2 separate regions of the Homo sapiens genome follow, and region 1 is linked to region 2. A link is a contact called in ENCODE Hi-C or POLR2A ChIA-PET data. All regions are on one chromosome and are shown on one strand. The core of a region is the stretch at or near the end of the contact, and the rest is flanking DNA. Distances in the headings are between cores, read along the strand shown. Region 1 has its middle 12 kb from the start of MIR3679. Region 2 has its middle 46 kb from the start of MIR3679.

Region 1 (4,509 bases), core at 1,269-3,768, 34 kb before region 2:
ATAGGAATGCACTTCCTCTTGGCTTCCCGCTTGCCACTCAGTGAGTCCAGCCCAGAGGGTGCTCTGCCGCTGCTGTACCTGGATTTCTGAGAGTGGAGTCAGCCCTTTTCTGTTTCTGGAAACTTCTCTTGATAGGAAATGACTCTGTCCACAGAAGAGCTTATTGTACTGCACCTCGTCAGGCTGCAGACTTGAAGTCATTGCTGTGCTGCCATGGGCATCTCTTTCCACTTGTAGCTATATTTAGAGCATGAAAATGCTGAACATTTCCTTCCTGTTTCTTTAGAAGTCAGAGCGGGGAGGGATTTCTTGTATTCAACACAAATCCCTCGGATAACCATATGAAAAGATAATGGGAATAATAATTTTTCGTTCTTTGTTTAAAAAAATATTAACGCTGAAGCTTGGACTAGAATAGTCTCTATTTTTTTTTTCTGCTTCATTTTTCTATGTTATTGGTCAGTTTTATTATTGAGGCAGTTACATTACATTATATTCTTACTGTTTAAAGATAATGTATTTGTATTTAACAAGTTTATCAATGAAGGGATAGCATCTCGCCTTTCTTTTCTTTTTTTTTTTTGCAAATGGAAATAGCAAAGTTATGTTGCTTTCTGAGTCACTGATTGATATTACAGATTTGTGTTCAAGATTGTTGGCACAATTAGGCCTGTTTTTTTTTTTTTTGTTTTGAGACAGAGTCTTGCTCTCTTGCCCAGGCTAGAGGGCAGTGGCGCTGGTCACTGGTCACTGGTCTCAAACTCGTGGGATCAAGTGATCTTCCCACCTCAGCCTCCCAAAGTCCTGGGATTATAGAGGTGAGTCTGACCTAGGCCTAATTTTTAAAGTGAGATACCTAACATAATTTTATTAAGAAGCTGTTCTTCTATCATTGCCCTTTTTTTTTTGGCTTGAGAAAGCAAGAAATTCACCAAATTTACTCGCTAAGAGTTAGTGATTCAGTCTGTAGGATCTCTGACCACTCCCCTCCCCCACTCTGAACCACATTCACTCAGACTGTTTCATATTTTAATCCTACTTTGTGGAGAGCATAAATAAAGTCCAGAAGGTCTAAAGTGTAGGAGTTAAAGTACCCATGTGTGGTCCATCTTCTGGTCAGATGGATGACAGAATTAATTGTGCAGCTGCTGGACACGGATAGATCCCATTACCATTTTATAGACCATATCACAGTAGAAAGTGGAAAATATAGGTCCTGTCTTCAACTTGACAACCAAAAGGTGAGGACCTCACACATGCAGATGAATACTTTCTCTCTGAGAACAGACCTTTTGGGCATGGTAGCTGGTGTACTGGGAATACTGGGTCCTCCTGTTACCGTGTCTTGTGCACACTGTCTAATGTCATGCTTGGGATAACCATGTATATTAGCTTCCCTTATTTTCACCGGACAAACGTGAAACTTATGAGGGAAAGTGAAGTATGTTGTCTGGGGTGACTCACATAATAAGCAAGGTGGTCATATAATTTATCATCCAAATCAGGATGCTTTTGAGAGTGAAGAGGGGTGCTATTGATGATTATGCTGGGATAACAGGCATAAAAGGGGATATATGGTCCCCCTACTGATAAGGTACAGATTGGGGGTTAAATGCAGGTCTCTGATCTTAAATTGTGCCTACTTTCCATTACATGCTGTTAGATCAGGCCACTCTGTCTGCAAATGAATTGGTAAGGCACAGATGGAAGAACCTTCTGAAGATGAGTTCTGCTCTAAGAATACAGCCGAAGAGAAATTCTCTAAGGCTAGGCGAAAGGTTTTTTTGGCCAGAGAAATGTCTACTAGAGATCTTCTTTCATGTAAAAACATGGAAAGGGTTTTGTTGGAAAGACAGTTTCTTCCTTCATAAAAATGGTTTTCCATTGTTTGTTTAAAAGAATGGGTCTGCTTTAGCATTTATAAGAAAGACGGAGTAAGAGTCACAGAATCTCATATCCAGGGCAAACATCTTCATAGCCTGTGGCTGTTAAGATCCAGAATGGTAGATGAATTCTTTAATAGTAAGGTGTGTAGATACAAATTTACTACTCTTGTTTTTAGCACTCTGGCCGTGGCTGCTATCAATGAGGCAATTTTGTGTATGGTATAATCTTACTCTGAGATGTTAAGGTAAAAATCCCAGCCCTCAAATACACTGCTTTGCCACACTGGGGCTTGTGACAAGCCTTTGTACCTCTGTGAGCTTCAGACACAGGCATGCAAACACACCCAGCGGAGGCTCAGACATGAAGACAGATGAAGCGCAGGGTTCTTATAAATGATATTACAGCCCAGCCATGAAAAGGAATGAAAAACCTCGCACAGTATCGCAGGAATTATTTGTTCGCAGTGTCATGTTCTCTTGCAGCCTTCTAAGCCAGCTGAGGTGCAAAATCAAAAGTTTCATAACAGAGTGGTTCTGTAAATACCAAAGACTGTAAAACAGCCCTGCTAGATTACCACTTGTCATCAGGTAAGCAGTGCCAGAGGATGACATGCCATCCACAGGCCAGGCCACTGCTGGCAACCCAGAGCAAGCAGAGGGAGGGGTGCTGGTTATGCACTTGCTGGCCATTCGAGAACAGCTTTTAGTTGAGAGTTGTTATGTGGCCTTCCTTCTACACCCAGGTTTAGGGAGGACCTGCCTTCTGACTCTTGGAACACCTGTAAAAGCATGAATCCTAAAGTAGGTAAAGTGAAACTTGCTGGTGATGAAGAAAAAGTCCTTCCTCCATCAGGAGTGACCAGCAGGACCTGGAGAGGCACTTGGGGGCTCACGGCCTGCACCTGCCCCACTGGGTTGTGTGAGCCACTCCCTGAAGAGGACAATGATCTCTGGCTGTCTTTATGAATGGTCAGCTCTCCCCCTGGAAATAGGAGAACCACTGGCTACAAAACAGGGAGAAAAAGAAAAAAGAGAGGCATGAGAAGGCAAAGCCAACAGAGAAGGAGGCGGCCTGGGTGTGGGAGCTGTGGCCGTTCCACCGTGGGAAAGGAGAGATGGGACGATGTGGAGCAGCTGTGCTGCTGTGGGCGCCACAAGTCTGCTTAGAATGGGGGACAAGGCACTGGCTGGCAAGTCAGGAGATCTGGGGACTGACGCTTTCCCTGCCACTTTGTGAGCCTCTGTGTCTTCCACAAAAGTGGGCGAGTTGGGTCAGATGTTATCCAGCGTGACTGCCAGCTCTAAAAGTCTTTAATGCCGAGCCAATGAGCCATTCTTGTAGGGCTTACCAGTGTGACTCAGTAAACATTTGATGAGTACTTTATATCAGAAACAGGGCACAAAGGTTAATATAACACCTGTGCCCACATCCAGGGTGGGGCCATGTCATAAGCAGTCCCATTGCTCCAATAATCGGAGAATAGCTAACTTGTACCAGGCAGTGTTCTGGATACTTTCCATTGATTTATCTATTCATGAAATACATTAGCAAAATGAATTAGCAGGAAAAAAAAGTGCTAGCTGGGCACTACTGTTCTGATTAGAGAGAGGAGGAAACTAAGGCACGGAGAGGTTAAGTAATTTGCCCCAGGTTTCGTAGCTAACAAGTGAAGGAGCCAGAATTTCAACCTAGGGAACCTAGCTCCAGAACCCACACTGTGTGGCTGCTGTGGAGGTGCTATGGTTTGAATATTCCCTCCTAAACAAATGTTGTGATTTAACTGCCATTGTAGCAGAATGAAGAAGTGAGGCCTTTAAAAACGGGAAGATCATGAGGGCACTGCCCTGATGAAGAGATAATGCTGTTATCCAGGGAATGGGTTAGTTATTGAGAGAGTTATCTAGGGTTCCTGATAGAAAGGATGTGTTCAGCCCACTTCCCTCTCGGTCTCACATGCTTTTCTACCATGTTCTGACACAGCAAGAAGACCCTCACCAGATGCCAAGCACCACACTCTTAGATTTCTCAGCCTCCAGAACCATAAGCCAAATAAACTTCTATTTTTATAAATAACCTAGTCTGTGGTATTGTTATAGCAGAAAAATGGACTGATATGGGGGGATGTGGTGGTCACATGTTTTTGTCTGCCTCCATTGATGGGCAGCAACCTTGTCTGTCTTATTAGCTATTATATTCCTATTGCTTAGCCTAATGTAGGCTCTTGGGACATTTTTGTTGAATAGATAGATGGATAGTTGGATGGGTAAGTGGATGGATAGATGGGTGGGTGGATGAATGGGTGGGTGGGTGGGTGGCTGGATGGGTAGATGAATGGGTAGATGGAGGAAATAAACAAGGTCTTCGGGGAGCTTACAGCCTAATGAGGAAAACAGACTCACACTAATGTCAGTGAGTTGCAGGCAGGGAGGGGGCTTAGTCCAATCTAGGGCATCAGAAAAGGCTTCCTTGAGGTGGTGGTGGCTGAACTGAGCCTTGAAAGATATGCGGAATTTGGAAGAATGGGATGGGAAAGACATTGCCAGCAGGGGCCATGTGGTTCAACTCCAGCATTGCTGGCAGCAGTCAGCATTCCCAGAGCCTAGAGGACAGAGCAGGAGCTGC
Region 2 (4,680 bases), core at 1,790-4,289:
TCCCTTACTGAGGTCTTTCTCAGTTTTACAATTTTCTGCTCATACAGTCCATGAACATCAGAAACATACTATACATGTCTTTTAATGGACATATTTTTCCCTGGTTTCTTTTTTATAAAGGAGTTTTGTAGAGGGAAAATAGCCAATCAGAAGCACATAGTAGATATAGATCTCTACTCTTTTTTTTTTTTCTTTTTTTTGAGACGGAATATTGCTCTGTCACCCAGGCTGGAGTGCAATGGTGCAATTTCGGCTCACTGTAACCTCTGCCTCCTGGGTCCAAGTGATTTCTCATGCCTCAGCCTCCCTGAGTAACTGGGATTACAGGCACGTACCATCACACCAAGCTAATTTTTGTATTTTTAGTAGAGATAGGGTTTTGCCATGTTGGCCAGGCTGGTTTTAAACTCCTGACCTCAGGTGATCTGCCTGCCTTAGCCTCCCAAAGTGCTGGGATTCCATGCATGAGCCACTGTGTCCGGCCGAGATATATTTCCAAAATGGCTTTTTATTGCTTCTTTTGGTTTTATTCTTCAGGGAGAAACAGCTACAAGGAATCTATTTGAAAAAACAGGCTTGTAATTGAATTGGGTTTATTTCATACTATAAACTCCTGAGTTTTTTTTGTAATGGTGCTATTTTTAAAATTGTGCATATATATTTGGGACTGTGTGTATATATTAATGTAGGCTAGTCCGGAAAGCATTAGGATTGGTAAGAGCTTTGGTTTAATGCCTCCTGAGACCTGGGACAAGAAGCAGTTTTGTGCAGAGGCTCTGTCTTTGCCAAGTGTCACCTTACTCCCGCTGAACTAATAATGGATGGATTTGGATCCTAACAAGTGAGATAATAATTTTTAGACAAATGCCTCTGGGTGTCGAAGTGATAGGGCCGCCCACCTAGCTATTTTTAAGTATCTTTTTTTGGGAGACGATCTTAAAGGCAGTTGGGCTCCAAAAAAACGGAGAACCAAAGTTCATACAATCTCTTTGTCAGCCTGTTTGCAATGGATCAAGTCCTTTAAGAGGAGGAACTTAAAACCGTCCTTGTCCTTGTGATTTCAGAAGTGATTCCTATTCTAAAGTGGACATTGGAGGAGGCTCTGTTAAGCCATGTAAGTACTATAGTAAGCAGATACTCACCTGGGCTAAGCAGAGAGCTGGGGTATTTGCTCTTGTCGGGGAGAGGGCCAAGTTATGTAGAGTAGTCCCATGTTATGCTTTGGGGCCATCAAAATACACTTTGGCACTCTGGTCCCAAAGAGCAAGGGGGTGGCTCTCTTGGTACCACCCATAATCCTGAGGGGACATCTCTGGCTATCTGGTGAAGGCCTGGTAGAATTTTTTCAGAGTAATTGGACAAGATTATTTTATGTGTATAGAATTAGTGAAGTGACTGGAGCAGAAGGCTATTTTTTACTTCATTCAATCATTATCAGTACAAATTTATTGAGCTTGACCATGGCCACTTAATTCTTATGTAGAAAGGCTGGCCCTTTAGAGCAGCCCAACCTGGGCCCAGCACACACATCATCATGGTGTCAGTGGAAGGAAGCCCACTGAACTGGAGCGTGTGACTCCTAAGGACAGTATAGTCTCTGAACTGTGTCTGTATTGAGGAACCATTGCTCCAAGATGTGTATTTTCTTAAGTCCTCAATTCTGAGCATATTTTATGGAGGAAGGAATTTCCTAAGTACTCCCTTTTTTTTTTTTAATTAATTATTTTTCAGATGGAGTCTTGCTCTGTCTCCCAGGCTGGAGTGCAGTGGCACGATCTCAGCTCACTGCAAGCTCCGCCTCCTTGGTTCATGCCATTCTCCTGCATCAGCCTCCCAAGTAGCTGGGACTGCAGGTGCCCACCACCACGCCCAGCTAATTTTTTGTATTTTTAGTAGAGACGGGTTTTCACCGTGTTAGCCAGGATGGTCTCGATCTCCTGACCTCGTGATTCTCCCGCCTCGACCTCCCAAAGTGCTGGGATTACAGGTGTGAGCCACCATGCCCAGCCAGTACTTCTTATTTTACCCATCTGAATTGTTTGTAGCACTTAAACCCACTGCCTAAGGGGCAGACCCTTGAGAAGTTAGCTTGGTAAATCAGATGTTCACCTTGGAGCAGAACATTTATATTTCACAGGCTGATAGGAATTGGGTGTCAAGGTTATGGGGTCAACAGAATGAAACATTAAACATTCCTAATTCTTGTTTCTTTTATGTATGTGGGTCTTTGAACACACTTTGTCTCTGACAACATCACAGGAGGAAAAACACCCCAGCATCCCACAACTAGATGAATGTCTTGACGTGAATAAAAGCATTAACGTTAGAGCTAGGAAATCGTGTGACCACATGATTTCTATCTAAGGCTTCTCTCTAGCTGTCACCTTGAGAGTTTGTCCCACTGGGAGAAACCGGAGAAACAGAAAATATGTCCTTTGGAAACTCAAAGGGATTTTTAATCTCTAAAAACATGAGATTTTTGTCTCAAATACAAGCATATTTAATCCATCCTTTCATGTCCCCCATATATACATCCCACACCCTGCTTAATAGGAATGTGACTTCATTTTAGGGACTGGACAACTGAACAATCTGTCTTCCAGGGTCTGTTTCCCCTGAAACTGGTTTAGTGCTGCCAGGTAGGGAAGTCTGCTCTTCAAGGGTTGCCAGGTGGGGCAGCTGGGGATAGTAGGCTGGCACTGGGGAGGGTGGAGCTGGGTCTGTCAGCCCTGCCACCCATTGCTGTGGTTTATGCTCTGGGAAAGATGGTCATCTTCCTGCATGTACTGTGCTGCGATTCTCACGCCAGTATCTGCACCCCCTTGTTCTCAGCTCTGCACCATGTGGGTTTGACAGCCTTCATGAGGCAGGCAGACGTGTTGGCGTCATGTGGGACTCCTCGGCTGTGTCTTTCTGCCACTAAATATGTTGTCGCTTTCCCCCTCCAGCATGTCATATACCTAGCTGCCTTTGGAGAGGCCTCTTGGCGCTCTCAGGAATAACTACCGAAAGAGCAGCTGTCTGTCAGCCTCCTCCAGAGCCGTCGGCTTGGGCTGTTGTCAACCTGTTGTTGGAGGAGTTCCCAGAGCAGCAGACTTAACTGCCATTGACATTTATAACTCGAAAGCCATATCACAGATGACTTTACATTCTTTGTAATCCTTTAAATAGCCTTCAGCGTATAAAGCACGTGGCCTCTACACGCTTTCTCCACCTTAGAGAGTGAGGAAATAGTTGGATCATCCTGAAGGTGGTGAAGTGGCTCACTGTTCTCCCCCACCCAGGTTATAAATCATCATCTCTCTTCTGACTTAGGTAGGAAGAAGTTGTCCTGGCTTTATGCTTAGATTTATGTGAGATCATACGAAGTCAGTTTAGACTGGGGAAGAGCATTAGCTTCTAAGCCCAAATGAGCCTTTACCTCTAGCAGCCACAGAGCCTGTGATAAGAGGGTGTCCCTGGGAATTGGATGTCAGGAAACGTTTCTCACATGGCCAGTGGATCTTGTGTCTGGTCATTTATGTCCTAGTTTCTAAGACAGCCTGTTTTTACATCTCATTTCTTAAGACATAACTGGAAGAGAAAGATGCCATGTTCCTGGTACAAGTAAAAATGAAAGCCACCTCAGTGGATCTGAGAAACACATACTGCCAAAGAAAGTAGAGAAAGGGCAGAATTGGAATGGATTTAGTTACTGTGGGTCTGTCTAGACATTATTTGAGGGCTAGCGCTGGCTTCACTCACCTCTATGCCATGCGTGGCTAGTGCCAGTGGCTGGCACATAGCAGCATATGAGCTGAATGAGTATAAAGCAGTCTAATTTTTAGGCAGTAAAAGTTTTGTTTCATTTTATTTTTACCTGGGTAGCACAGACATTGAAATGTGTTAATCAACAAATGCAGAGTATGAGATTAAAAACTAATGACATTTTCCTGTTGGCATCAAAGACGAATAATTTGAGACAAGTCATGGGAACTAGATGGCAAGTCTTAAACATGATAAAATAAAGCACCTTCATTGTCTCTGCTCAGATTTCTTCCTGTGCTTCCCAGGATGTTGGTCAGTCATATCTTATAAAAGGCCAATGCCTGATCTTGGCTGGGGTGCATAGCTTGCCTAGCGTTGGGCAGAAATAGGCCTCTTGAGCCGCTTGATGGTGACCATGGGCTTTGGCAAGATTGTTAGCTGAGGAATGTTGTCACCTCTTCTGGGTGCTTTGCCTGTGATGCATGTCAGTATCTCATCTCAGTCCTCATTCTCAGAGCCTGGGAAGTGGCTCAGAATCCCCACGGTTGCACTCTAGATACCACTGCCCATTGACAGAGTGGCGAGGTGGGTGAAACCTTGCTTTCCTCCTGGCCCATGGGCAGGGTGGGGCTGTGGGCCAGCCCATATCTCCCTACCAGGGAGTATGTGTCCGGGTGTGTGGAGCAGCAGAGCAGTGTTCCTTCACCTGCAGTGTCCAGTTCTGCTGCATCTAATCAGGATTCTGGTTCATGGCAAGAGATTTTCATGTTTCTTTGTCTTTCCCTAGAAAATGTCTAAATATTTTAAATATTTCAAATATCCACACAAGTACAGAGAGTGAATAGGGCAGGCTCTTATGTACCTACCCCTCCATATTCCCTGCCTTTCTGATCTTGCTGCTAATATGTCTTATTAACTTTGGAAGATATTTGC

Evidence for each region. Hi-C counts contacts between places; a loop is a spot of excess contacts on that map. ChIA-PET counts read pairs that join two places held with the same protein, here RNA polymerase II (POLR2A). Pooled maps may share reads with other maps.
Region 1: a loop to region 2 is called in a map of heart left ventricle, with 3 times the contacts of the local background. The contact joins two enhancer-like sites. A Hi-C loop is called at or near these places in 37 of 168 maps with a recorded cell type or tissue (B cell, CD4-positive, alpha-beta T cell, CD4-positive, alpha-beta memory T cell and 19 more), 8 of 37 single-sample maps with no recorded cell type and 25 of 50 pooled maps. POLR2A ChIA-PET finds 5 or more read pairs at or near these places in 19 of 52 experiments (AG04449, B cell, BJ and 15 more).

Annotation. Positions count from the first base shown.
Region 1 is chr2:134,137,318-134,141,826 of GRCh38, forward strand. It overlaps a transcript of MGAT5 not described here. Among named protein-coding and RNA genes, the nearest start is that of MIR3679, 12 kb to the left of the region's middle. Within about 2 kb of position 2,519, at least 10 of the 41 ENCODE cell types and tissues checked have a DNase peak (open chromatin) inside an H3K27ac peak, as active enhancers do; they include heart left ventricle and heart right ventricle, where a contact is called at or near this core.
Region 2 is chr2:134,170,677-134,175,356 of GRCh38, forward strand. It overlaps a transcript of MGAT5 not described here. Among named protein-coding and RNA genes, the nearest start is that of MIR3679, 46 kb to the left of the region's middle. Within about 2 kb of position 3,040, at least 9 of the 41 ENCODE cell types and tissues checked have a DNase peak (open chromatin) inside an H3K27ac peak, as active enhancers do; they include heart left ventricle and heart right ventricle, where a contact is called at or near this core.